Regions from separate parts of the Mus musculus genome. Here region 2 is linked to region 1. A link is a loop called in an ENCODE intact Hi-C map of the cell type or tissue named here. Cell type or tissue: left cerebral cortex. All regions are shown on one strand. Each heading gives the region's core, and the rest is flanking DNA. Links, peaks and the distances in the headings are about the cores only.

Evidence for each region. A loop is a pair of places that touch in the nucleus more often than their neighbours do. Peaks named below come from ENCODE experiments on the same cell type or tissue, not always from the same donor. Only the 100,000 strongest peaks of a DNase experiment are listed, where the experiment ranks them.
Region 2: a loop joins it to region 1, with 3 times the contacts of the local background. A loop is called at or near these places in 6 of 42 quality-filtered maps.

The regions. Positions count from the first base shown.
Region 1 is chr2:125,650,604-125,667,185 of GRCm38, forward strand. Shc4 (SHC (Src homology 2 domain containing) family, member 4) reads right to left here. Exons shown (of 12, transcript NM_199022.2): 6 at 15,670-15,721; 7 at 6,886-7,006; 8 at 4,949-5,117; 9 at 1,872-1,932. Among named protein-coding and RNA genes, the nearest start is that of Eid1, 14 kb to the right of the region's middle. In left cerebral cortex, for the core only: a CTCF peak has its summit at 9,577 (motif pointing right); a DNase peak (open chromatin) is centred at 9,600; H3K4me3 peaks cover 200 bases.
Region 2 is chr2:126,030,001-126,038,000 of GRCm38, forward strand. The region is part of intron 11 of Fam227b (family with sequence similarity 227, member B); the gene reads right to left. It overlaps Fgf7 (fibroblast growth factor 7), which reads left to right and starts at 4,658. Exons shown (of 4, transcript NM_008008.4): 1 at 4,658-4,850; 2 at 5,445-6,000. The coding sequence starts at 5,715. In left cerebral cortex, for the core only: CTCF peaks have their summits at 3,587 (motif pointing left) and 4,523; DNase peaks (open chromatin) are centred at 3,588 and 4,484; H3K4me3 peaks cover 188 bases.

The DNA.
Region 1 (16,582 bases), core at 4,611-12,610:
CAATCACGTTTCTCAGAGATTTAAAAAAACCTTCTAGTTACTCCTCTGCAGAACTTCTCTGTCAATCCGGCTTTACTTCCAGTCTCTGCCGGAGGTCACGTTGGCCTTCTGCAGTATGGCTGCCACTTAAACCTCAGGCATGAATTCAAATCTCTCTTTGCTCAAGGCTAGCGGGCTCTCTGCGTTCCCAGAGGCTTGTACTTAGGCTTTGAAGGCCATTCCATGGGAGCGATCAATCCTCCCACCCTTCTTACTTGCTTAGGTCTGTACCACATCTAGGCTGCACATTCCACAAAAGCAAGGGTAACATCCGCCTTGCTCACAGCTGCAAAGCATCACATGTCTCACCCATGACTGTTATTGGATACATGGGTATTAGCACAGTCTCTCATGATCTGATAGCATGAAGGACTATCCATCCAAATGGCTGTGTCATGAGGATGCCGGGGTGAATTTTTTTGCGTCTCTAAATGAGCACATTCATAAACTTCAGCTGTACGTGCTCCAGGATCATCGTGAAGTTGTACCCAGGACCGTGGCTCTTAACGGCCTAACATTCCTTCTTCTATCCCTCAGTCTCGCACCCCCTCCAAACAGGACAAGCTCACACCAGCTGTCCTATGACGGTGAGAGAGAGGCCCAATGGGAAGACTCCACTCTTGGTACCTGTACCTGCTCCTTGTTCTCTGTGCTTCTGTTTGTCCAGTCTCTGCAGAGGGAAGGGTTGCCCGGGCGCTGTATTTGTGCACTTTGTGACATGTGACTGCTTGCTTAGTCGAATAGAGTTATGGGCTAGGGAAACTGCTCCACATTTTCACGACAAAGTGACTAACAGATCACTGCAAGGCAGCTGCAGGCTGGACAATACTTCCCTAAGCAGTGTCATGAGTTGCGGGATCAGTAACGACCTAATCCAATGAGACCTCTCCCCATTCTCAGCATTAGCCTGCTCTGAATGTAGATGGACATGGGCTTTGATACTAAATGCTGTGTGAGGCCTCAATAGATATCACCGAGGGAAACTGTTGAATAAATGCAACGATGTGAGAGACAGAACAAGTCAGCCTCGCACGGGAGAACGTGCTGCCAGTGTCACAGAGAGGTCCGAACAGGACAAGCTCCTACCAGGTACTTGCTGAATGCTGGGAATTCCCAGGAGGAGGGAAGTAGGAGGAGGGACAGGAAGGTCTCCGTTCCAAGAGGGCACGATTTCAGAGGCATTTGCACTTTCATTTTCAGCCATATAACTAAGAATTAGTTTAGAGTTGAAAACTTGGTCTCAGCCAAAAGACTGAGAAGTAATTAACTTAGGATCTTAATTGACTGTAAAGAATTTTATAAAAAAAAAAAATTTTTTTTTTGAGACATAGTTTCACTATGGAGGCCTGGTTGGCTCAAAACTCATTACAGAGCCCAGGCTGGCCTTGAACTCTGAGCTCTCTGCCAGTGGAGTGCTGGGATTTAAGGTAAGCACCACAGTGGAATTTTAATTTCTATCAAAAAAGAAAATATGCTTATAGAAAGTTAAAGTGCTGTCCTCACTCACAGATCTTCTCGCGCAGCATGTAGAATGGCAAAAATCAGAGATAAACTACAAGGGGCCTTCCAGGCATTCCGTTTCCATGAGAGTTTTCATGATGTCAAAGCAATACAGAACCCAGTGGTACAGCCACCCCCTTGGGGATCACATGAGAGCAAGGGAGAAGTGTGGGGCTGTTGAACAACACACGATAGCATTCTGGCTTCCCTGGGAAGCAGGCAGCACAATGGCTGCACATTTAGTCCCACGTCTGCCCTTTAAGAGGCAGAGCCTACACAGTCGTATGGCATAGAAGGAGTTGGGGTGGCAGCTGGGGAGGCATTGTACCTACCTATTGGCCTGCTCCGTCCCATACAGTTCTTATACACACCGCTGCACGTGGAGTTCCCAGGCTGTACAAACGACAGATTGCAGGATGTATATCAAGAGGGCATGTTTATAAAGAAAATGATAGCTTTCAGGAAAATAGAGCATGCAACTTCACTTTCTGACAGGTTGGAAACAGAATCTGGGTGGAAGAAAACAGAACTCGATGGCCACCCTTTTGGAATTATTTGCTAATGTGGATCTGAAGTTTAGGGCTGTCGAAAGGACTGCCCATGTCCTGTGTCTTGAGGGTCCCTTCCTCTGCTGCAGAAGTCATATTCCAGCATTCACAGTGTCAGCTAGAAAGTGATGCTTAGTTGCTTTGTGTGTGTGTCTGTAGATGTGTTTGTGAGTGTGTGTTCACGTAAGTATGGACGCCAGAGGTTACTATTGGGCGTCATTCTTCAGAGGCCATCCACCTGGTATTTTGGGTTTCAATCACTCACTGAAACCAGGGACTCTCTGAGATAGGCCAGGCTAGCTGACCAGGGGAAACTAGGGGCTCTCTGAGATAGACTGGGCTGGCTGACCAGGGAACCCTAGTTAGCTGTCTCTTACCCCCTCTGCAGCGCTGGGAAAATAAGCCCATGCCACCTCACCTGACTGTGCTTTTAATGTGGGTGCAGGGGATTAACTTCACTTAGGCCCTCAAGCTTGCACAGCAAACACAGTACAACCTGAGCTATCCCAGCAGCTACCTGTGTTTGAGGTGACAAACCCTGCTCTACTAGGGTTTTGCTAGACTCATTTGTTACTCTTGAAAATCTCAGCCAATCAGAGGGCTTCGGTTATCCCCACCTTTGCACACATTATCTCCAGCAGTGGAATGAAGATGTGCTGATGCTTTGGAGAAGAAAGACTCATCTGGGCCTGGAGAGATGATGGATCAATGTGTAAAGTACTTGGTGAGCAAGTGTGATGGTTGGGGTTCAGATCCTGAGAGTCCAGGCAAAGCCCTGTGAAGTAGAGCTCTGTAATCCCAGTGCATGGGTGGGTGAAATGGGAGCCAGGGGTGGGTAAATGCCCAGGAGATCCCAGAACAGCTAGCCAGAGAAAGACAGAGACAGAGAGACAGAGAGCGAGAGGGAGAGACTGCTCCAGCAAGGACTCACACTACACACATCTTTAAAAAATTAAAATAAATGAATAGCTTTATCTGACAATAGTATGTAAGATGGCTTGAGGGCCTGAAATCAGTGCCGGATAAGGGCTCTCAGAATCATTTAGGCAAGTAGAACCAGAACTTGAATAAAGCCTGAGTGGATAAAAAAGATACTCACATGATGATGCTGGGCACAAGTTGACATGGGCTCCAAAATGTAAGGAAAGGCAAAATGAGTGAAAGAGGTGAGTAGCAGAATAAACTAAATAGACTAAATAGAAAGGCGAATGGAGCGGGGCACGGTAAAGTGCCCTGGATCCTGCACTCACAGGGCAGAGAATGGTGGATCTCAGGAAGTCCAAGCCAGGGCTACACAGTGAGACTCAGTGCAATGCAGTTTGGTATTAGAGCTTAGGAGACATGGAAGGGCTGAAGAAGAAAAACTAGAGGACCAATGTGTCCTCAGACTAGAGGCAAGACCTAAGCCTAAGAGGAGCCACAGAAGATGCTCACCCCAGAGCAAGATAGGGTTGGGGTCTCCATGAGGAAATAGAAGAAAATATGAGAGAAAAGGAAAGACTCAACTCACTTTTCTTTTCTTTTTTGTTTTTTGTTTTTGTTTTTCGAGACAGGGTTTCTCTGTGTAGCCCTGGCTGACCTGGAACTCACTCTGTAGACCAGGCTGGCCTTGAATTCAGAAATCCGCCTGCCTCTGCCTTCCAAATGCTGGGATTAAATGTGTGCACCACCACTGCCATGCTTCAACTCACTTTTCAAAGGAACAGAAATATGTGGAACTGTAGCTCAGTGGATAGAAAACTTTCCAGACAAGCCTAAAGATTGTGGTTCTTAGAACCCATGTAAATGCCAGACAGCTCCCACAAATCCCAGAGCACAGGAAGCAGCAAGAGAGAATCCCTCGAGCAAGCTGGATGCTTGACTAAGTAAACAGGCAAAAGACCCTACCTAAGTAAATTCAGAGAAAAATGATGGACATCAACCGGACCTCCATGTGTGCTTACATGTTCTCTCTCTCTCTCTCTCTCTCTCTCTCTCACACACACACACACACACACACACACACACCATACACAAATATGCAAAAAAATTAAAGATGGATTGTGGCATCCCATGTGATAAAACAAACGTAATGAGTCACGTGTTATATACGCAAGTGTTCACTGTAGGACTCTACATGTGAGTGTTCACTGTAGGATTCTTTCAACTATACTAAAAATGTTGAGATCAAGGGACCTGGGGCAGACGTAAAAAGTTCAGGAAGGGAGCACCAAGATGAAATAATGTTTGGAAGCCAACAGAAGAGGACTCATCCAGTGGGTGTCAGCTCTAAAGATGGAGGAAGATTACTAAAGGGAGAAATCCACTTAGCAAGGAAGTCCCTCGTGACCTACATAAAAGTCATTTACCCCAGGTTGCCAAGCAGAGTTAAGGTCTCAAAGTGTGTGAGAGCCAGGATGAAGACAATGGCCTTAGAAGTGGGAATGAAAAGGTGAGGTGGTGTTGGTGGATTGCAGCGGCCAAAGCTTATCCACAGGCAGAGGGAAAAGAGCCAATGGCGTTATTCTGGGCAAGGCCGTAGGGCTGGCAGGAGAGGAGGGTCAGAGCACAGGGAGGATTATACTCAGAGACACAGTGACTCAGGAAGAAGCAGGAGCCCAGGAAGACAGGGCAGGTGGGAGGGTAAAGATGACAGCAGTGCACTGGGTGCTTTTCGTTTTCCCAGGGAAGCCGGATATGATGTCAACTAGAAAGCCCTGATAGGGTACTGAGAGTAAAAATGATCCAATATAGACTGTGATTTACCCCCCACGTTTGAAGAACATGGTACCTTCACATTTGAAAATCCTCAAATCGAGGGCTCTCATGGTAAGAACAGAATCACACCTGCGGTACCAGGAACAAAAAAAACCAGTGCTTACCAAATAGCACAACTTTTCACACCGGATAGGGCAGTATGCCATTTGGTCTGTAGCTTGAGCCTGGATGCGCACATCTGAAATGCCGCCTTCAGGTGGCTGCTTCCCCGGGATGGAGTTGTAATAGTCATGGTCTCTGTCTTCAGGGGCACCATCAACAAGTACCTCCTCCCTGTAAGGGGAAAAAGAGGCCCCAAAAGGCTGCGTGGGAATTCGAAGGCTGTAGGGGATACAAAGAAATCAGAGCCAAGCAAATCATGCCGAAAATCTGCAGGCGTGTTTTACGTCTACAGCCGTGCTTAAGCCACGTCAAACATCTGAACCTCTGCACTAGCGTGCTTGGAAGTCCGTGGAGAATGCCGATGGAGAAAGCCAGTGAAGACTGTCAAGGGTGAGGCCTTCGTATTTCTCTCCAGTTAGTGGTACTAATGATGATAAACAGCTCACCTGAGTGAAAGGCTCTTTCACCTCAGCATCATAAAGACACACAGCTTCATTTTGGAGATGTTTTGGTCAAAGAAAATTTAGAAATTGTCCTTTGGGTAGAAAGCCCGGCCCAGTTTACTAAACTAAGATGAAAAATCCATTTTAAAAGGAGAGCTGTAGCCAGCTATCTTGTCTGCACAAATCTAGACAAGTATGGTATTCATAAAGAACTATTAGAGTCACATGTGGCAAGTGAGGGAATTCTGTAAACATGCAATTGTTTTAAATTTGAAACAGGGTAAAAAAAAGAAACAAACTGGCATCCATTTCCAAATTGGAATTAACAACAAAAGTTCCTATAAAAAAGAATAAGTCAAACCAAATCTCTTCAGGATTTTGTATGCATGTGGCAGGCTTGGGATGCGGGGGTGGGGTGGGGGGGTGGGGGGTGCGGTGTGATTTAGAGGAGGCGTTCGTGTGTGTCTGTGTGTGTCTGTGTGTGTGTCTGTGTGTGTCTGTGTGTGCCATGACACACATCTGGAGGTCAGAGGAACTTTGGGAGTCAGTTCTTGCCCTCCTTGTTTTGAGGATGCAGCTCTTTTGCCCACTGAGCCATCTTTCTCAAACCAAATTAAGTCTTTTTAAAAATGAACTAACTTATCAACCCCCATGACCGCATGATCCTGAGTAAAAGCTGTCACCAAGGCTTCTGGTACCCCTTTTCTGTGTTGCCCTGGAGGATCTACCTCATAAAGAGGGATCTCCAAACCCAGTGCTCACTGATAACACAAGATGATAATGTGGGGAAAGGTACACTTAAAAATAAATGCCCAAGGATTTTATTTCTTGAGCATGAACTTGGCAGTAGCTGGTGGCCTGAAAGCATCCATGGCCACAGACAGGAGAAACACCAGCTTTTTGGGTCACATCTGCTCCACCCCAAAGGCTGCAGCCACTTAGGAGGCCTACCAGCAGCTAACAGATTCCTACAGAGATTGTCGATTTTTCCTGTTTTACTCTTCCATTTCGGTTTGTTTTTTACGAATATGCATGAGATTCAGGGTTAAAGAAAATCGGAGAAACTTGATAACGTTTATTATTTCATAACTTCGTAATTCATAGTTTTATGTAACACTGGAGAAATGGGGTTGGTTCCTTCCCACATTTAGTGTCAGAAGAATATCTGGATAAATATGAGTGGAAGAAAAGTAAGCCACTCTTATTTTTGGTTTTATTGCTGAAACTGTTACTTTTAAGAACAAATATTCATCTCATTAGTGAACTTAAAAAAAATTTTTTTTGTGCTTTATTTTTACACAGGGTTTCACCAAGTAGCCTTGACTGACGAGGGACTTGCGGTGTAGACCAGGCTGGCCTTGGACTCACAGAGATCCCCCAACCTCTGCCTCCTGAGTGCTGGGAGCCAGGCATGCGTTACACATCCTGCCATCATGGTAATGCTTTAAGTGTCCAGAAAGACAGAAAATTAAATAATTATGGAACTCTTGACTGACCTTTCCCAAGTGTTCAAGGAAGGATTTTTCAAGTACTGTTTGAACCGGAGTTCAAAGGCCTGCCCTATGGTGCTTATGACGTCTTGGGCCATTCCACTGCGACACTCCAGTATGTGGCACGCTGTGAGAAGACACATTAAAAATATAGTATCATGAGAACATTATACAAAAGCAAAATAGTTCCAGAACATGAGAAAATAGTTGTGTTTTTAAAAAAAAAATCAAACTTACTCCATCTCTAAAAAGGCATAATTAGGCTTCATATTGAATATAAATCAAGGAGAAAATATTCAAAATCCACATACCTGAAAAATTAGAAATTTTGATCTGGGTGTGGTATAAAAATACCTTTAATACCAGCGCTCAGAAAGCAGAGGCAGGTGGATCTCTGTAAGTTCCAGGTCAGCCTGGTCTACAGAGTGAGTTCTAAGACAGTCAGGTTACAAAGAGAAACACTGTTTCAAAAAAAAGTGGTATCAAGGCAGATATTTAGGGCTCATGCTTCAGACTGTCTTTAATTTTTTTGCAATCATTTATAAGTGTGTGTGTGTGTGTGTGTTTGTGTGAGAGAGAGAGAGAGAGATCAAGTGTAGGTCAGAGGACAACTTGTGAGTCCCTGAGATCAAACTCAGGCTTGATAGTAAGTATCCCTACCCACTGAGCCACCACTCTGGGCCTGTAAGAAATGTTCCTCAGATGGAGCAAGATAAGTTGTACCACATTATACAGAGATGTCATTATAGTTGAGGGTTTCTTGTTTGTTCATTTCTAATTTCATACATATGTGGCTCAATTAAAAAAAACAAAATCAAAATGAGAGTGATTGCAAAATAGAACCAAAATGGCTGTAATTTTTTTCCTTCGTGTTGAAAGAAATAAAAATCAGGAAGACGGGGGGGGGGGGCTGGAAACTCCAGCATAAATAAGAAAACATACAACACTGATTTCCTGTGAAAGAGGTAAGAGGATGGGAGACAAGAAGAACTCTGTGAAAAAGATCCAGAGCTGAGTTCAAATTCCACCATCTGTGCCACCATCTGTGTAGTCCTGGATGGGCTACTTGTGGTGGCTTGAAGAGGAATGTCCACCCCTCCCCATGGGCTCAGAAACCTGAATGAGGTCCCAAGTTGTTGGAACTTTTGGGGAAGGATTAGGAGGCGTGGCCTTGTTGAAGGAGGTGTGTCACTGGGGGTGACTTTGAGGTTTCAAAAGCCCATGCTATTCCTAGTTAGCGTTCTCTGCCTTGTGTTGTGGATCAGAATGTGAGCCCTTGGCCTACTGCTCAGGCCCAGTGCCTGCCTGCTCCCTGCCATGATGCTCATGGACTCACTCTCTGAAACTAAATCCCCCTTCCTTACAAGTTGCCTTGGCCATGGGGTTTCATCACAGTTCTATAACAGTAACTACGGCCAGGTCTTCACTTATGAGGACAGCAGGATAGGCTGTCTGTCTCCTTTAGAGAAAGTCTGGTATTTTTTTTTCTTCATACTAACTTAAACCCTCTGAGGAGCAGGACAAGCAGGCTGGGCACACAGAAGCACTAAGCCCGACCACCACCACTTGAGCACACTCTAAAGCGCTTCAGCTTCTCTGCAACTTCTCTGGATTGAATGCCTAGAAGGTTTTGGTTTTGTCTGTCCATAGGCAGTTCTCCAAATAATTTTCTGCTTTGCTTCAATTACCCTGTTGCTGGCTTTTTTTTTTTTTTTAAAGAAGATGGAACAGAAAGTAGAAAAGGGAAAAAATAAACAGAAAAAAGAAAAAACAAACAAACAAACAAACACCATGGGCTCCTGTCTCTCTCCATTAATGTGGCAGGCTGCCCTAGGCCCGTGCCACACCCCACCTCCTCTTAGCAAACACCCCTATTTTGACAGTGCTACTCTTTGAACTCTTAGTTTGTTCACATGATCACAGGGAAGCAACATAGGAACCTGCCATGAATCATATACAAAATGCTAGAATTCCTGGTCGGAGCTGCCCTACCTGCCGCTAACAGGCAAAGGGGAAAAGACGGATACATAAGAAATCCCGTGTTCCCAAGGGATTCTTGGTGACATGAAAACAGCCATGGCAGCCTGAGCTCTGATGTCTACATCTGGAATCAGTGCACACACCTGGTTTCTTTCCCAAGCTCCCAGTTCTACCTATGAGCATCAGTAAAAATCATAGGAATCTTAGCATGTCCCTTCACTAGGGATCCTAAGGGTAATATTACACAAAAGAATGAATATTACTCTTAGCCAGTAGAAGGCCTTTTAAAGAGTTTTGTTCCTTTGAGTTTCTGAGATGGTGAGTCTATGACCATCATAGCTAGGAGCATGGCAGCAAGCAGACAGGCAGGCATAGCGATGACACAGTTAGCTTACAGCTTACATCTTGATCTACAAGCATTGTGAGGCACAGAGAGCTGACTGAGAATGAAACGAGCATTTTTGAAACCTCAAAACCCACCCCCAGTGCACACCTCCTCTAGGTACTCACTATATACCCCTGGCTGGCCTGGAACTCTCTCTATAGACCAGGCTGGCTTTGAACTGACAGAGATCCACCTGCCTCTGTCTCCTGAGTACTGATATTAAAGGCATACACCACCACTCTCAGATTGTTCATTTTTCCGTAAAGATCAACATTTGTCTAGAATTAGTTCTTGAAATAAAGGTCAGTGTCTCAGATCATCCACCAGATGGTGCTGTGGGACGCAAATGGAGTAGATGCCTCCCGAAGCATCAGACTCCAAGAACAGTAGATTCACAGACAGCAGCCTGTGTACTTTACAAGCATAAATACAAATGTAAGTTAGCAGATTCGTTTAGGTTGCTTTTCATTGGCAGGGGCGTTGGTTTTACAATTCTCTTTTAATATTCAGCTCATGGCTTTCCTATACATAAACAGTCCAGGTAAACCGGGGTCTTTTCTCAGACTAAGTTCAGATACGGTATGAAAACCTCCTTAGCCTGCCACAGCATTGGAAAGCTGAAGACAGCATGGGCTTCCTCACGACAGCTACAGGAGAAGGCTGGACCTAACACTGACATTTTTAACTTGCCTTCTCTACAAAGAAAGCGTTTCATAAACTGATGAGTTCATAACAGGGCCGTAGCCAAGTTAGGAAAACGTAATACCAGCTGGATCTGGATGGAAACGTTGAACCAGGTATACAGCAGAGGGACGATGGGGGAGGGGTGACACATGGAGGATTATTAGCAGGAAGCCTGGTCTCCTGTGCCCACCTCCACTTCCTGCCAGTCGAGTTTTCCTCCTCACCCTTGCCGTCTGGCTCCTGCCTTTCTGAAGTCACCTAGTCTGTGGGCTCTCTGCTGAACTGAAGGTGTTTTCTTTCCTTCACTCTCCTACTATTCCAGCGTGAGACTATCCCGGTGTCCTCTCCAGGAAAAAGTGCTGTTCCTCCTAAGAAGGTCGCTCTCACCGGACCTCCTCCTCACGCTGCCACGCCGCGTGTCCTGGGACTTCTCCCCTCTCTGCAAGCCTCAGCCCCTTCCGTTGTGGACTCCTCTGCTGATGGTCCTACTCCACTTCTTCTGCTTCCCTCTCTCCGTCTCCTCGCCTCTAGCTATCTTCCCGTCTCCCATCCCCCAGACCCGTTCCTGGCTGGCATCAGGCTCCAGACCCACAGTAGCAGGCTCGGAGGGCATTAAGGGCAGATGCCTAGCTCATGGTCAGTTTGGGGCCTCACCTCCCATTCACCAAGTGAAAAGGTTGGAGTACTGGATTTTACTGAGGCTGATGAAGGCAAAGACGCTTCCTGCTGGTCTGAGGAATGGATAGTATTTCCACACACCTCAATGATTAGAACACTGTAAACTACTGAACCCAACCAGGCCCATCAATCTCCCGGTCAGGAGGTCACCCCTGGTTGCCCCTGGCAGTCCCTCTACTTGTAGCACCCGGAAGCCCCTCCATCTGTGCGGTTGTTTGCAGATCTCCAGTGCCAAGCTTTCTGAACTTTACAGTTCTAACCATAAAGCCTAACCCCACTGCCACCCCAGCTTTCTATCTCTCCACTGAATACCAACCAAAATCTTAAGATTTTTGCCTAGTCACTGTTTTCTGTGAAGACTACATAATCCCACTTCTATAGTGGCTTCCAGACTCCCATACCTGACCCTAATTCAAAGGCCTGGCCGACTCCCCTGATCTTCCTACCTCCTCTCCAAAGCCCCTGCCATGATTTCCAGCCTATCTGTCCTGTGGGTTTTTTTCCTCAAACTGTAATAAAATGGACTTTGAATTTCCTTCAGAGTCCATTTTAAGGTTATCTTATTATTGACCAAGGACCTCTAAAAGGAAATCCCAGTCCCCTGTGACACTTGGACAGAGCGGGTCTCCCTAAGGAGAATCCTAACTCACTAGGCAATGTTCTGTCACCTTCTCATTCCACTATTTTTTATTCAGGAATTGAGAACATTTGAAAATATATAACAAATACTCATTATTAGAATTGAAGAAAATAAAAAAGACCAAGAGAAAGTTAAAATCACCCCAAATTCCACCATGCGGAAACAGTTGCTATTAGCAGTTTGGCATAGGCCTTTCCAGTTTTGTTTTGCTTTTTTCTGTGTAAATCCCCGCCTCAAAAATCACCTGGGCCACAGTACACAGATTCTCATATTCTGTCTGTGCGCTTAATAGCATAGTGGATACTTCAACTGTGGCATTATACATCCTTCTAAAACAATCTTGAACATGCTATGGATTGGTTTAATTTTTAATAGATGATACTGGGTTAATAATTGCCTCCGGCATATAAATATTATATGGCAGTGATTTTAATTGTTTGATCTCTTTGCACATCCTAATTACTTCCTGAGAAATGAAACTGCTGGTTTAAAGGCCAGACTGGGCAACAGACCTGACCCAAATCGTCAAACAGCCCTATAGAATGTTTGGATCTGTGCTCTTGTTGGCTACATTCAAGATTAACCACTTCCCTAAAGCACACTTGTCATTTCCCAATATGAGAAATCTAGAAATGAACCGTGACATCCATAGCTTTTGTGTTCTGGCTTGCTCGGCTTGCTCATAAGCTGCATTTCCTTCAGATGCTTCTTGGAGTCTTGTAAGGCTCTTTTGAAAGGAACTTGTGCTCAGGACTTGGAGTTTCTCCACCCTTTACTGTCTAGGGGCCTCAGGGAAAAAAATCTTTTTTGTTTTTCCCCAGATAAGGTCTTTCTATATGGCTTCAAATTTGCTATCTCCCTGCTTCAGCCTCCTGACTGCAGGAACTGTAGATGCGTGCCGCTGTATCTGGATTTAAAAGGCCCTGCTTGTCTTGACTTTAGTCTTCCATTATCTATGACATACCAGTATTACCTACTTTGTTTTATATATACATAACATATATACACAACTTTATACAGTATTACCTACTATATATACATACATGACACATGACAAACCAGTATTACTATATATATTATATATACACACACAGAGCTTTATACAGTATTACCTACAATATATATAATAATGGTATGATATATTTTATATACATATGCATATATATAAGGTGATACTGCATAAAGTATGACATGTATGTGTGTATATGTGTGTATATATATAATACATACACACACACACACACACACACACACATATATATATATATATATATATATATATGACATACCATTATTACCTACTTTATGGACTGCTGAGAAGATGACAGGAATCAATGTGCACAAAGTGCACATGACAATGTCTGCAGCATGGCGAGCATGCAATGCACACAGCTACTTTTCTTTGCCTTGTTTCTCTGTTTCACTATTTGCCCTTTTCCTATTGAGAAGAATCTCCTCCACCTTCTTAGTGGCAACTTCACTACAACTCCTCCCACTGGATGATGCTGAGCAGTAGGTAGGAGCTAGGAGCCAGTCACAGAGATGTTGGACTGTGTACAATATCTCTCCAAGCTCCACAGGAACAAGCAATTCCCATCCCTTCACCAACACTTAGTGTAAACGCTCATCAGATACTATTAGTCCAGATTTGGTCCAAACTGCCCCTTCATCCCCCAGGCAATTTAGACCACTAACGACCTCTGTTTAGAACTAATGAGACCTTATCTGGCTTGGAATCTACAATTCCGACTGATTTTCTGCCCTCTGATATCACTGTACAGACACAACTGCAAGAAGCATCGTACTGCGATTGCAATGCAATGGCAAAAATCATAACACCTTCTATAAAGCCCAGAATCTTTCCTGGTATCTGGTGACCTACTGGCACCTCCCACTCTCTGTAGTCTTTTTTGGCTTCTCTTTCCCTGTGGCTCTTTAGCTTCTGTTCTTTTTCTTTCCCTGAAGCCCTGTCTTTGCAGACACTACCTTGTAGCTATCTCATCACACTGCACTTCAACCTGTACATATCCTTCTGAGCACAGACCCAGTGAAAGCTTCGACTCCTTTGATATTTGTGTCAACTATCAACTCGACGATATAGAGTCACCTGGCAGATGGCTTCTGGCATGCCTGTAGGGAATTATCTTGATTGTATTAACTAAGGTAGGAGGCCCAGCCACTCTGGATGGCGCTGATCCCTGGCTGGGATCCAGGACAGTATATAGAGAAAGATAACTGAGCAGCAAGCAAGCTTTCACCTTTCTCTCTTCCTGATGATGGATGTGACCTGGACTTCCTGCAGTGACAACCACCTTTAAATGGGGACCCAGAATAAACCCTTAGGCTGCTCTGTTAGGGTATTTGATTATAGCAGCAGGGGGACAATCTAAGACAATGGCAGATGCCAAAAATGCAAAAGAATCTGGATCCCAGATGCCTTTCTTTAACCTCTTTTTAACATGGGCTCAGGGGCTCAGGCTATAACCCAGACCATGTCCTGGAGGCACAGCATATGGCTCAGACTGGCTTTGTATTTGTGGTGATTCTCCTTCCATATCTGTATGTTTTATGGTAAGAAAAACAAATGTTATTCAGAGGTCTTTCCAAATACAGCAGGCGGCTCCATGCTGGTAGCTTCCCAGTGCTTGGCTCCTTCCTTTCCTCGCCACTCCCTCATTATCCACTCAACTTTCTGCAGCTCAGTGGTCCCTTTCTATGGAGCATTTTAAAGTGTTTGTCACCTGCTCTTTCCTCTCTCCATTCTCAGGACCGTGCCCTTCTTGGCAAGCAATTGGCAAGCATTGACTATGGCCACTCTCTATGCCATCCAATGCCTCTTATAATCTCACTCTGACAGTCACACTGCCTCCATGGCTTCAAGTTTCTCTCTGAATGCACCTAATAGTGCCTGCTCGATGAGTCTCTCTAGAAGTCTGCTTGGCAAAAAGCACCTCTACCCATCTACCCACGGGATCAAGTCCGTGCTTATTAGGTCTTTCTTCTCTGCCATGGGAGAGTGTTTTCCTTCTTCTGCCGCACGCAGCCTGCAGCTGTGCATTTCCACCTCTGTTCCTTCGATTCCCAAATAGCACTCCATGTTCACTTAATCAAATATTTGAAGGCAAATTCCATCACCAGGGTGGAAGAGGTTCCCCAACTCCCAGGTTCTATTTGAGGGCAACTAGCTTAAACCCATCTCCCAGGGGGAGTCTGAATGCCTTGGGTTTGAGGGTGAGAAACAGTACCAACCACATCTGTCCAGAGAGGTCGAACTTTCTAAGGAACCTCAGGCCTTTGACTTTAAGCCCAGCCTGCAGATGCCTTTCCTAGGCAACCTCGTTATACCCTAGGATGAGGCTCTCACTCGGCTCTTCCACTCAGTCATTTGAGACACAGTCTGTGCATCACGCCTGAGCATTGTAAAGTATCTGAGAAACAACAGTAAGAAGGGAGATCTCAGCCTAATAGAAAGAACATGGGAAATGTTCAAACAAGTACGTGAGAAAAACAGCAAGCAACAAAGTGTGGCTTGTTGGCAGGGAGAGAAATACTGAGTCATGATGGGGGTGGGGCACATGTGACTAGAGGTAGGCTATGCCATCAGTAGAAGGCCCCTCAAAAGAAGAGACATTGGAGGTGAGACCTAAAGGTGGACAGAGATTGCCTCGCACACACAACCCCCGGAGTTCTAGCCCCAGACCTGCATAAAGCTGGGCATGGTGACACATGCCTATAATCCCACTCAGGGTGAATAAAGGCAGGAGAATCAGAGGTTCAATGTTATCCTCGGCTACATAGTGAGTTTAAGATCAGCCTTGTCCAAAAAGCCACATACTCAAACTCAAAGTAACACTCCAGGCTTTTTCAGCAGCAAGTGCATAGGGACACACACACACACACACACACACCAACAGCAATGTCTCATTGAGTTTTGTGTTCAATTTCTTTTTCTCCTTGGGATATGGGAACAACACTACCATAAACAAAACAGCTTATTTTTGCATATGTAAATATGCTTTTTAGTTTGTGAATCTTTCAAGTGCTGGAATTTAAATATTGCCTGTTAATTGTTCCACTCTTCTCTGCTGGTAGGATTATTTATTTTCAATTAAAATTTACATAGTTTTCTTAGAGTCCTTCAATATCATCCTACAATGATGGGGCACCATTGGACCATGCCCATCGTTTGGAAGACTATGAAACAGGCCAGGAGGGGCCTCACAGCTTCTCTTTATCGCCTGTTCAGCTTAGCAAGAGTGCTCAAGTCTGCAATGACCATGACTCCTAAGATAACAGAAAGCAATGCCCATAGATAGGGCCTTACTGTGTGACACCCATTACTGTGTACATTAGAAATAACCACTTATTTTTATAGTCGGTAGCTAACAGCTCTTATGAAAACCCAGAAGTTTCTTGTCCATACCTCGTTGGTTGACTGGATCTTTAGCTACATAGGCAACATAGTCTGTGGTATCCTATAAAAGAAAGAGAGGGAGAGAGAGAAACAATTGCATTTAAAATGAATGAATAAGATAAGACTTCCTTAGGACCCAACTGAGCCAAAGCCTTAGACATAACTGTTTTTCTATGGCATAAGTTCTCAGCCCGTTAATGTTGCAGCCCTTTAATACAGTTCCTCATGTTCTGGTGACCCCTAACCGTAAAATTATTTTCATTGTCACCTCAAAACTAATTTTGCTACTATTATGAGTCATAATGTGATCATCTGAAGTGACCCCTGGAGAACCCACAGGTAGAGAACTATTGCTCTATGGCATATCCAGTAGAGCTTAACAATTAAATCTATAGTTTTCTGACCCTTATGGGGAAAGGATAGAGATTGAAAATTCCGAGTCTGCCTATATCATTAAGAATAAAAGGGAACACAGCTAAGGAATTCTTTAAAACTGTCTAGAAACTGACTGTCTCAGTTGAAACACGTGTAGAACTCCTCTGCCACAAAGTTATCAGGAGCTGAGATGTGGTGTCGTCACTGGCCTGTGTCCAAATTCATGTGCATCCAAAAATGAGTTTATCAGAAACCTATTGGTTTTTGGTTGCATGTGTGTTTTGCAAGATAGCTTACAGAATAAAACAGCAAAAATATAAATTATTTCATCCGTAGGCAGAGGCAAATCATTTCAGAACAGAGAACCTATGAATAACTTAAGTTCAAGAAGAGATATGCTACTGCCTTTGAGAAAACAAGAAAATAGACAGGACGCTTGAAATTCCAGCTTTTATGAAAACAGTGAGCTGATGAATGGGATGGTTTTAATAATTAAAGGTGCTCTTGCTATCTTAATTCTCAGAGGGAAAAAATACCTATAATGCCA
Region 2 (8,000 bases), core at 1-8,000, 370 kb after region 1:
TTGATGGCAGACTAGGCCATCTTCTGCTACATATGCAGCTAGAGACACAAGCTCTGGGGGGTACTGGTTAGTTCTTATTGTTGTTCCTCCTATAGGGCTGCAGACTCCTTCAGCTCCTTGGGTACTTTCTCTAGCTCCTTCATTAGGTACCCTGTGTTCCATCCAATAGATGACTGTGAGCATCCAGTCCTGTATTTGCCAGGCACTGGCATAGCCTCACAGGAGACAGCTATATCAGGGTCCAAGGTATTATATTTTAAACAAAATGCATAACACAACATGGGAACAGTTTTCCTTTTGTACTAAATACTGCCGGATATTGTTAAAATGTATTTCTGTTTTCACTTTCCATACTCTTGTATAACCAGTTCATTTTAAGGAAGTCAAAAGTTTACAGTCAGTGTAGAGAGGGGCATCTACACTCCCTTGGATTTGGGCTATGGCCTTCCTCACACCATCTTCCTTAGGGCAACAAAAGACAGCACTGTGCATCCATTGTCACAGTCAAGCCTCCTGACCCACTCTTACTCTTGTGTTACCTACCACCCAGCTTTGCCCTCAGTGTGTCTGCACCTTTGTTTCCATCCCTGCTGCTACCATCCTAGTGCAAGGAGTGATCTCTGACTTGGGTTTCAATCATAGTCATAGCAGTGGGTGGCTTACATTTTAGTCATTCTCCAGATGACCAAAAGGTACGTCTCGTGGGGGTTTCAGAATGGTGTCTAACACACACACACACACACACACACACACACACACACACACACACACAGAAGCTTTAACAGCTAGGGACAAATCTCAAAAACATGTTGCTTTCACCACGGAACTTCCTTCTTACGCTCTGTGATCCATTGTATTTCCATCCCCAGACACAATAAACTCACGTTCACCTCAGAATGTGGTTTCCTTTGAAACCTTTATCTAGAACCCTCTGCCTTCTGATTTCTTCTTACTGCTCAGCTCCTGGCGTACATAATGGCTCTTTCCAAAGCCTTCCTGTGACCCCATTCCAATCACTTTTATCCTTTCTGCTGTTTGCTATGATCGTCAGACTACAATTCGGTAAATTCATAACATAGTTTGAAGATTTTAAATTTAGATTAGTATTTCAGAGAGTTTTTTTGTTTGTTTGTTTGGTTGGTTGGTTTTTGTTTGTTTGTTTTTTCTGAGTTTTTACAAAATTAAACGAAGCCATTTTGTTACAGACTCAGGGATAGAAAGGCTCAAATGGCATTTGTATACTGAGATATTTACAAGTTGAGTCACAGGCACACCGCAATGCTGAACATATGACTCACACTTTACATCTTCTGTGCAGTTAGTGTTTAGATGTTACAGCATTGTGCCAAAGGCAAACGAGCTGTTTATAGGATTAAGGACCTCAGGGATTGCTCCATCCTGGTTTTCCTCCCGAGTTTACTATCTTTAACCAGGTCCGTCTTGTTTGGAAAGACAGGTCTGTCTTCCTGTGTCCTATTCTTTTTAAATGAACCTAAGTTTCTTCTGTAGTATACACAGTTCCTAATGTCAAGTTGTATCTGCCAAGCTTCAGGCCTCTCTCTTTGCTTAGCCTCTTGCTTGTGATCATTAGCCTGGGCCTTCTTTCCGTTCTTGGAATTTAAGCTCTTGGCTTCCCCGCCCCTTACCATCCCCAGATCCCTGTTTATACTGTGCTCTCACTGGAATGCACGCTTTGCAAAGGCAGGGATCACTTCCAAGATACTCACCATTGTGTCTTCAGAGGGCTAACCTAGCATCTGGCAGCACAGAGTTATTGAATAAATATTTGTTCAATGGATGAATCAAGATGATAAGTAAGACTGGTTGCACAGTATGATCCAGAGTCAAGACTGAATTTATATATTGAAACCACACAGGAAATGATGAAGACAAATCTAGTGTGGGGTTAGTTGTAGAAATGTGGATGGAATAGTTTGGAACAATGTCAGATGTAAGGCACAACATATACATAGTCATTTTTATAAGTAGAATTCAACCTTGTCCCAATTTCAAGAGTGTCTATCCTACCTGGAACCAGAAGACAGATGTCTAGACAGCTTTTGGAAAATAGCCCTACAGCTATATTTGTATACCATAAAATGACATATTTATAACTGCATTCATTATAATAGTTCCACAGTAAAATATATGGGTAAAAATGAAATGTTCATAGAGGTTGGCTATGCACATTGAGATATACCCATTCAATGGAATAGCATGCAGTGTAGAGAGTGAGTGAGCTTTCTAAATGCTGAGATAGGAGATTTTGTATTTTTACTAAATAAAAAGCAACATGTATAACTCTCTCTCTCTCTCTCTCTCTCTCTCTCTCTCTCTCTCTCTCGTGTGTGTGATAATACTTCTTTGTATGTAAAAGAACAGGGTATAAAATTCTCCTGTATATATGTGTATAGCTTTTGTGTTTAAGCATGGTAAAAATGTAAACTGAAATATAAAATTCCATAAGTCAAAGTTTCTATCATTTGTCTCTCCACAGAATGAAGGCTGTGATGAAGACTGGTTAGGAAAAGCTAGGAAGTTCATATAGCAACTGACTGCATCAAAGAAGTTCTATGAGTTTTTCAATGATTTTCAATGCAAATTTATTTTAAATATCTTTATTTTTGTATTTGAAATACAAATTCCCAAACACGAGGGGCAAGGGCGACACACTTCTTCTTTTTGAGATACGCTTCTATTTGAAGCTTTTCAGGTGACAACATTAATCTTTAAAAGTCAATAGATGTAGATCCTTTTCTTATGGATTTACAATGCACAAGGTGGAGATATTTTCAACTAAGGATGAAGCTACCGTTATCTGGAAAGAGCACAGAGCAGGGAACTCTGCTGCTCTCTTCTGTATGTGCTTTACAGTAAGGACAGAGGATGTCTGCCACTGGGTAACTCACAAGGACAAAGAGAGCAGCTGTCCTACAGATAGCTGAACCGCTAGCCTAATGAGAACCATTGCTAACAAGTAAGGGTCTCAAGGACAGGAATGAAATTCCCCACCCCGTCTTGGTCCCATCACTGGAAAGTAATCAATAACTTCGAAAGGAATTTAAACTGATACAATTTCCTGCCTGACTGTAACCTGCTCAGTGACATTCCTCAGAGAGTCATTTTATACCTTGGCTCCAACATTGCGAACACTCCCTCCCCTGCACATTGTAAAGAGACTGGGCATTCTGTAGTGTGCACTGAGAACTGACTGCATAACCTCCATTTCTCTATGGAACGTCAACTCGTAAGAATTCTGAATCTGCTCATTACTAATGTCCCCGCCCCCGGATGGTGGGATATCACTAAGAACATCATCATACCTTCTGTCCTTTCCTATTCCTCCCTGGGAGAAAAATCATGGGATGTTCTGAACTCTCTGGCTTTAAATAGATACAGTTATAGAACAGCACACCCTCCTCTGCTTTGAAAGCCTAGTGCTTTAATATTTCATGAATCGAAGACAACTGTGTATGTTTGAAATATGGGGTGCTGTTGACTCTGCCCTCTGTAAGCACAATGGGAAAGGGAAGAACAATCACATCCAAATGATTCAATTTTGGGTCTCTGTCTCTATTTGGTCTACCTGCACCACCTGGTGGTAGTGTATGTTAAGTGCGAAGTTGTGTGTGTGTCTCTCTCTCTCTCTCTCTGTGTGTGTGTGTGTGTTTTGCAGGTACAAGGAAAAGAGAATTTTAATGTATGTATTCTTAAATATTCATTTAGGGTGGTGATACGATGGCTCCATACTAAGTGTAAGATACAGACAGTCACAGTCTTGCTCAGTACAGGATAGGCACAAGCTCAGGCTGGAAAGCAAAAGGACTCTCTTGTATCCATTAGCTATTGGCCTTATTATTCCTGGAATTATCAGTTATTTTTTATGCTATTGCTCTCAGGAAGGCACAAGTCAAATACTAAGGTGAAACCATTTTTCTAAAAGAATGATAGTTTTGCAAATTATGTGTCCTTTGCTTCTGTGTGTCATCCTTTGAAATAAATCACAAGACAGGATGTTAAAACGGCAGCACACCCTAGCCTGATTAGACGTGGCCATTGATTTGATACCTGAAGCAGCAGCTGAGCCATGGGGAAGTAAGGGATGGAGCCAAGGCCACACTGTTTGTTAGAATCCCAGTCCGGTAAGAAACTAGGTCTTCTCAGCCTAAAGACTCACACCCAATTGTGCAAGATCTGTGAAAAGATGTGTCCTTGCCTAGGGATACCTGCTTTCAGGCCCTGAGCCTTGGGTTGCTCTAGTGCTCTGAATTTGAAGGACTAAAAACATACCCTCACTTACCAACCTCCTCCGTGCCAATGTATTGTAAAGATCATCTAACATTTAAGAAGCCCTTATATATGTTGTAGGGACATATGTTTTTCACAGACTGTACAGCTTCTGTGTTTAAAAGGTCTAACATTTTCCTTTCTCTTTGTAACGGCTTGGGAATCAGAGGTCTGTTTCCACAGCGTGAATGCCCACTTGTGGATTTAAGCCGAAGCCGTGTCCACAGCTCCCCCTTACGACCACTCAACAGTGTACAAGCCTCCTAATTCTGCTGTTTTAGACAACGAACAGCTCACTGGTTAAGTTTTAATTGCTTCCAATGAGGTCAGCAAAGGTATTTATTGAAAATCTCTGAATAAAAGGCTCCACGCACTCACACAAGCGCACGCGCTCACACACGGAGAAAATCCTTTTGCCTGTTGATTTATGGAAACAATTATGATTCTGCTGGGGGATTTCTCAGCTGAGAAATAGTTTGTAGCTACAGTAGAGAGGCTCAAGTTGCACGAGGCAGACAGCAGACACGGAACTCTTGTGTACCCAGCTGTTCCAAACAGAACAAGTAAGTTACTGTTATTTGTCTTTAAAACAATGCTCTTTTCTGAAAGATTTTCTCTTTCTGTGGTTATTGTCCTGGGGTGGGGTCAGGGGGGAAAGACTTTTGAGCTGTGAAAATATCTACAGAAATTGTGCTGTAGTACGGACGGATGGAAGGAGACTCTTGAGGTTCTCCAGGGCAATCCTGACACTTAACTTGAAAAATCTGGGTAGTTTAAGGGAAAATAATTATAAAGCACAAATGTAAAAGCATAGACTAATGAATTCCAGGGAATTCAACTTCAACTTTGTCGATAGAGGCTGTAAAACTTGATTTAACTCAATAGCTGTGAGTACACAGTGTTTCCTGACAAGATAGCAACTGGAATGAATGGTGTGGTTTTCTTGTGGTGTCTCCTCACTAACGCATAGCGCTTCTGAATCTATGTGCAGAGTGGCAGAGATGCTCACGTCCTCTGTGGGAGCTGTTTTAAACGTGCTTTCAACATTTAACTACACTGACATGTTAGACTATCTAACTACTGAAATTTATACATACAATTTTTTTTATCTCCCTCTCCTCTCCCCCTCCCCATTCCTAATCTCTCTCTTCGAGCAGAAGTCAAGGAGCAACCGCACTGCAGCAACTGGCCTTGTCACGACCTGTTTCTATAAGGATATACCTATCAGCTGTGTTCCTGAAGGAGGAATCGTGTTATTGGTATCAGAAGCTAAAAGATAAGGTTAACAGTTTGGAAAGAGCGACGACTTTTTCTCTCATCAATCTCCAGTTCACAAATAGGAGGAGGCCCATGACCTAGGAGTAGCAATCAACGCAAGATTCAATTCTCATTATGTTATTCATGAACACCCGGGGCACTACACTATAATGCGCAAATGGATACTGACACGGATCCTGCCAACTCTGCTCTACAGATCATGCTTCCACCTCGTCTGTCTAGTGGGCACTATATCTCTAGCTTGCAATGACATGAGTCCGGAGCAAACGGCTACGAGTGTGAACTGTTCCAGCCCCGAGCGACACACCAGAAGTTATGACTACATGGAAGGAGGGGATATAAGGGTGAGAAGACTGTTCTGTCGCACCCAGTGGTACCTGAGGATTGACAAACGAGGCAAAGTGAAAGGGACCCAGGAGATGAAGAACAGCTACAGTAAGTGATGCCTTTATCACAGCCCTGCTTAGCTCTTTAAGGTTTGTCTAAGGTTCACTTTCCAGTGCTGTGTTCTCCTTTCCTATGGGGGCAAAAAAAAAAAATCAGTGTCATATATCAAGTCCTAATTTTTCTACCTTGGGATTTCTGCACTAACTCCCTAAAATATCTCTGGTAATAGGGCAAGTGTCCTCACCTTATGGTTGGAACTGATATAGTTGGAAAATACTCTGTGGCTTAAATCCAAACTACTGGTTAGTAAGAAACCATGTCAGTGAGCACGCATGCTCATGTGTGATTGTTTCCCTAGCAAAGCTCAGCAGCGGTGTGCATAGAGCTCTCAGTAGGTGTTCACCAAACTACCAGCCAGGAGTTTAAGGAGCAGAGGATGTATCTGTCTTTATTAGTGGTGTTGCTTTTGAAAGGACTCTGCCATGGTACTAACCGGTTAAGAATCTACTTCCTGAGCACCAAAAACTGTGTGCTTCTAAAACAGAAGGGAGTCGGTGATGCCCTGGAACATCTTTAAAAGTCTAATGAGTTTGTTTTAGATTCCTTAACTCCCCACCCACAGGTAACAGACCTTTTTTAGCAGTTTCTTTATCAAGAGTCTGTCATGTTAAGTCTCTTGCTAATTTAAGAGGAACATAACCTTGAGGAAGCAGAGCTGAGTTGGAAGGCAGGTTGGGTCGGGGACCTTCACCTGGAGCACCCCACTTTCCTTAGACCCAGTTGTTTTTTTACCTTAAAATGCCAGGGCTTGGGTTTTCATTTGATGGTTACAGTTAGTAACTAATCTCAGTAGTATTAAATGCAATGGCATAAAACACACACTCAACATTTACCTTAGGTATTTAAAACCCACACGTGGAAATAGATTTCTTAGCACTAATAACACATGGGTGGCGTTGACACTGTATGTTTGATAGTACGTGTGGCAGTATAGTTTGAGAAGGATACATGGAGACAATAGTGTAGCTGGGTGTCTGTGACAGGGCCACCCCAAGTAGTTCCTATCTATTCCTGAAATATCTTTTTGGCTCTAAACTCACTGACCAAAAAATAAGAGTTTGGTGACTCTTTCCAAAATGAAAATGAGGGACCTTCATTTCAGCCATAACTCATACAAACTGAGCAAGGAAACATGCCTTCTGGAGGACTGATTCCATGGGACCCAGCTCAGCAGTGGCCACTGGAGGAGGATTTGCTGACCGTCCCTTCTATGTGGCCTTTTCATTTGATTTGAAAATCATCGAGCCTTATTGTAGATAACAGAATCATGGGGGCAGTGACAGCATGTGTCCCGTCCCTGTCTGTTAATGACTTTGGGGCACTTTAGTGTTCCCAATCTTCAACTGGTAAACATGGATGCATTTTTCAAAATCTTTCTCCTTCTCACAGTCTAATTGGTTCTGAGGCAGGGAACGTACCACACAATGTAAAGCCTCAATACTCATTACCTAGTTGTCACCCCAACAGTGAGGCAAAAGTGCCTGCTCTCTCTCCAGACTAACCATGCAGTCAGGGCTAGTTGCAAATTTTATAACAAGGTTATTATCATAGCTCAATTGCAGACTTCTTTTTATTTAATGACTAATCCCTTTGGATGCTTTCCACTAACTCATAAAAAAAGGTAAAAAAAAAATGGGTGGGAACAGTCAGTGAAAATGAGTACTATGATTATTTGAGATTAAAGTAGTTACAATTGGAACATGTAAATATATGTGAATTTTATTTTGTGTTAAATTCCTGGAGCTCATGAATTTCAGGTATTTGTACACATTTACAAACTGGTAAAATCACTTTACAATTTGAAACATGGTATAGTGCTAAACCTGAGAAGTCTTAAAGCCTGTTTAGCAAACCCCCTTTTTCATGAAGCAAACTCTATAGTAATAAGAAAGACAAAAGTCTTTCCCAAAATCATGGTGTTGAACTATCAGAGTGCCTTGTACTTAGAAAGACTTGACATTGTTTATGCAAATACCAAATATGTTTCT